Regions from separate parts of the Mus musculus genome. Here region 2 is linked to region 1. The links are chromatin loops, found by intact Hi-C in ENCODE. Cell type or tissue: gastrocnemius. All regions are shown on one strand.

What was found. Hi-C counts contacts between places; a loop is a spot of excess contacts. Peaks named below come from ENCODE experiments on the same cell type or tissue, not always from the same donor. Only the 100,000 strongest peaks of a DNase experiment are listed, where the experiment ranks them.
Region 2: it touches region 1 in a loop (3-fold over the local background); 14 of 42 quality-filtered maps call a loop at or near these places.

What each region holds. Positions count from the first base shown.
Region 1 is chr13:94,938,741-94,941,240 of GRCm38, reverse strand. No RefSeq gene overlaps it. Among named protein-coding and RNA genes, the nearest start is that of Wdr41, 36 kb to the left of the region's middle. In gastrocnemius, no CTCF peak of the experiment used is centred here; a DNase peak (open chromatin) is centred at 974; H3K4me3 peaks cover 699 bases.
Region 2 is chr13:94,450,173-94,452,672 of GRCm38, reverse strand. Ap3b1 (adaptor-related protein complex 3, beta 1 subunit) reads right to left here. Exons shown (of 27, transcript NM_009680.3): 13 at 1,588-1,720. Among named protein-coding and RNA genes, the nearest start is that of Ap3b1, 92 kb to the right of the region's middle. In gastrocnemius, a CTCF peak has its summit at 1,270 (motif pointing left); a DNase peak (open chromatin) is centred at 1,246.

The DNA of each region.
Region 1 (2,500 bases):
TTTTGCTGAGCAGCATTTACAAAAGGGTTATTTTAGTATAAAAATACATAAATCCCTTATCTTAGACCTTTCAGCAAAGTTAGAAAGACTAAGCTTTTGCCTCATTCCCTCTAACAGTGTGCTATAATTCAGTCAGATCATATTACTGTGCTAGTTCAGTTATGAAAACGCAACTTTGTAGGTTTCATTCTCTGAAGCATTTTCCGAGTTACAGTAGAAAAGTCTGGCACGGTGCTTTGAGTTATCCAACACTTCCCACTTATAGGCAATCAATTCTCAGAGTGAGATCAAGGAAAATCTATGAAGTCGAGGATGTATTACTTAAATCTGAGAGCTACTCCTCCTTGATTATTTCCTGAGTTGAAAGTGAAAGAGAATTAAAGCTATAACATTTTTTTAATAAAAAGGTTCATGTTCCTCAAAAAACCTTTCACTGTACAGTAACAAAATCTTACTAAAGGGTAGACTCAGATGACCAAAGATGAGAATGCATCTCCTACTTAATACGAAGGTAAGCAGAAACTATGAGAGTAAGCAGAAAGAGTTTAAGAACGAAGTGTTTATTTCATGAAAAATCAACGACACAGTTTTGAAGACAGGACACCAAATAAAACTACTTTTATGGAGAGCCAATGATTTCTAAAACCACACGTGAAGAAAAGAACAACAGAAACCTGTTTTACCACAGCCATCACTACCGCAGCACCACACTGTGGAGGTTTTTATTTTGTTGCATTTTTTGGTTTTTAAATATGAAAAATCACCTCCAGCTTTTCCAAAGTTTGATTAAAAAGTCAAAAGTGCTTAAAAGGCCATCCCCCTGGTGTCACTCGCTCTAACAGGAGGTGTTTGTCACCTATTGTGAGTTGTGAAAATCCCCCTGTATCCAATGTGTTTTGTCTGGATTGAGATGGCACGCAGTTGATGGCTGTGACCTTCATGGTGGCTTAGATCCCTGGCTGGCACTGATTTTTGATTTAGTGCCGATCTGCTGCGCTTGTCACAGGCTGCAAGGTGCTTTCCATGCACTAATGGAACAGCTCAAGGGCAGAGGGCCCTGTAAATGTCTATCTCTCGCCAGCCACAGGCTAAATAGAGAGGTGAGTTTTCTACATGTGAATGACAGACTCTGAGATTACACACAGACGGTAATGCCGAGTTTTCAAACCCGTGCAGACTTGGCAAAAATAACAAGTATCCCAAAGTGCATGCTCTAGGGCTATCTGTCTTCTAATGAATATGTATCTACACTGTTAAAATGGAATATTTAACACAAATACTGATAATATATCTTCATTTGGTGGCAGGGAACTAACCATCAGTTGATGTGTCCTTTGGTTCAATTGCAGTTGTTAATAAATTCTGTTACTTAATGGTGTCTTCAACAGAAAATTGCCTATGTCCAAACTTTTTCCTTCTAAGGAAATGCAAAATGATATGATAATTGGTATAGAAAAATAAATTTTAAGACAAAATATTACCAGATGGCTGGTGGTTCGTCTTTGCCAGGAATCTTGGCCACTGAAGGATATTCTGCATACACAGTAAAGAAAACAACACAGGTGAGCTCTGCCTTCTACATTCAGCTGAGCTTAGTCAGAAGCAAGCCACACCAACAGGGTAGCCAACCTAGAATGAGAACATTGATGTAAGCAAATCGTATGCATCCCATAAGGCTCCGCCAAATGCCAGCTCCTCCAAAAGCAATCCCTATCTTCTGAGAACTACTTTTTCTCTGAACCTCTAAGCGTTAGGCTAACACACCACTTAGCACTATTGCTACAGCCTTCTCATGTTAATGACAGAATCACCGGAAATGCCGATAGTTTTAAATTTTCCTCAATCTGCAGATTGCTACCAAGTTGTGGTCATTCATTCATTCATTCAACACGTTCTGAGAATACAAAGTGTGTCAGGCACAGGCGATGGTGCTAAAGATGAAATGGATGTATTTGCTCTCGAGGAGCTTACAGCCCATTGTGGAAAATAAGATAAAGCATGTCCATGAGATACGTTATGCATTTCATACAAGTGTTTGAAATGACTCCACAGGAAACTGCTTCTAAGTGCATTCCAGCCATCTTTTATTAATATAATTTTGTCATTTGCATACCGCTCGGGACACGAACTGTACTTTCAAGATGGACCAGCAGTCTGCCAGAGAATATCCCAAGCCCTTGCAGAAACATGGAATGCTCTCTTGGATGGGGAAATAAAGTCATTTAAAATGCTATTTTTACATGAATTGAATCACCATATAGTATGACACAAACATATAGAATTTATATGTACATATAAATTTTTAAACTGTTTACAAATAAGGAAAACCACTATTTGTACATTAAAATGGAATAAGGAATGGAATGCAAAATTTAAATGAAATTTTTAATATAAAAAAATCTCAACAAATATTACTTTCAGCCAACCACCTTTTGTCTATCTGAGTGAGAAATCCTTATTTCCTGCCAGCCTTGATTGTACACTTGAAACTTTTAACAGG
Region 2 (2,500 bases), 490 kb after region 1:
ATTTTATTAGACATTTTCTTTATTTACATTTCAAATGCTATCCCAAAAGTTCCCTATACCCTCCCCCAACTCTGCTCCCCTACCCACCGACTCCCACTTCTTGGCCCTGGCGTTCCCCTGTACTGGGGCATATAAAGTTTGCAAGAGCAAGGGGCCTCTCTTCCCAATGATAGCCAACTAGGCCATTTTCTGCCTATATATATCTGCAGCTAGAGACATGAGCTCTGGGGTTACTAGTTAGTTGATATTGTTGTTCCTCCTATAGGGTTGCAGACCCCTTCAGCTCCTTGGGTACTTTCTCTAGCTCCTCCATTGGGGACCCTGTGCTGAAGGAACACTGATATAGCTGTCTCATGTGAGGCTATGCCAGTGCCTGGCAAATACAGAAGTGGATGCTCACAGTCACCTGTATGGTGGAACACATGCTATCCTTTCTTATTTACCTGCACAAGTAAATATTTTAGAAATTTCTTTCTTTTTTAATTTGGAAGAATTTGCATTTAACATCTACATAGGAAGATATTCTAGCAAATCAAACGTTTGTAGGTGGAACTATGGAGGGAGAGGGTATAGGGAACTTTTGGGATAACATTTGAAATGTAAATAAAGAAAATATCTAATCAGATCAGTGTTATCCAGGAATTAATTTTGTTTTACTGTTTGCTTGGTTTCAGTTTATCATGGGCTCCCCATTGGAAGAACTTACCACAGCATAGCAATTTCTAGAAATACCTCCACATGGGGACCTATGGCATTCTACAGATAAAGTAATCATTGTAGTAAAAAGTTATTCTTCAAGTAAAATGTAAGACATAATCAGCTTCTGTTAAGTTTGGCTTCATGGGTGCTTTCTCATGCATATCTGTACTACACATAATGTAGTTTATATTACAAAGTCAATAATTTCAACAATTTTATGCAGCTTTTACCTTTTCTAAGCAAACCTGCATTTTAATCCACTGTACAACTATACTAAAATCTTCTAAATGTGAGAAGTTAACTTGTTTTTCTTTAAATGGTTCATCTTATTTGCAAACCATGCACCGGCACTTCAGTACAGAGCACGGTAACTCAGGACAATATATTTTGCTATCCTGTTTCTGAAAACAAATAATTAGGGTACACATGAACCTCTGGCACAATGATGGCTAAGTGTAGCTCGCCTTCAGTGAGAAGGCACTGGGTACACTTCTGGAAGGCTGAAAGGCTGAGGGTCCATCACTGTGCCAAGCTGTAAAGTCATTTGCCTGCTTCTAGCACCCTCTGCAGGCGAACCACTGTTATACCCGACTTCCACGCATGACTAGGAAACAGTCACAGAGAACCTTTGCAGAAAGGGTATGAAGCAGTGCTTAGTGAATGAGTAAGATAAATTGTCTTAATGGGAGCAAAACAAAATCTATTAATTATCTCATTTATTTTTTGAAATAAATTTTCCTGCAAATCAAGAATAAAGCTGCTACTTACTGAGAAAATACTGATATATAGAAAAACCCGAAAAGATAATATAATAGATTACAGCTATAGGACTTACTGAGAATATACAATTATGAACCATATAAAAATAAAGTGAACCTATGAACTCACCATCCCTGTTGGACAGCAGGCAGACCAGGCCGTTGAGGCATGTGTCGGTGACCTCGCTAATGCTGGTTGCACATCTGCCTATGGTCTGAATAGTGGCTGCTGCAAACTGTTTGTCCTGGCTTCTCACGTAGGTCTAAAAACAGTTTGATTAGTTTCAACATTGGCGTTATCAAGTGAATCAAAGCCCATTTTTATAGCTTTGTCAGGACAAAAAATTTAGAATTCTCTTAAGCCTAACAGGGGCCCCAAATGATTGCTTAACGTCTTTCATCGCTTATAACTTAATGTCCCTTTGGCAAAGGGACATTTTCAAGCCAGGGTCATTCACTGCAGCGAGTAGCTCAAGGCTCCAAAGCAGACAGTGGCGAGCATCACCCCAAAACAGCAATTAGCTCCAGAGCCAGGGTGGAAGATGCTGGGAACATGCTCTGGGAAGGTTTCAGTTCATTTACCCAGCGGTGCCTGTGAGCCCACGGAGAGAACACTAAACCTAAAGTTCAGAGAAAAGGAAAAAAGGAGCAATCTGCTAGTAATGACAACCTGGCACGGAGGGTTAGGAGTGTCTATGAGGGTCCAACAGCTCCGTGAGTTCTAGCTCACTCAGCTACAAGCACCTTAAATACACAGTGTGCATACATATTAACATAAACTTAAAATAGATCTGACTTACAAAGGAAGGTCTTTCCTGACAACCTTACATATTTTGTGACTTCTGTTACAACTTTTCTAATATAAAACCAAAGCTTTTATAGTTTTCAAAAAAGATTCCTAACCTCAAATTCTAAATATGCAATACAAAATTAACTCTATGGCTATCTATGACAAATATGCATTAAAACAGTTATCTAAATAAGAAATCAAAGAAAAAACAAAAGATATGTAAACACTATAGGAATTTAATGCAAAGTCTCAA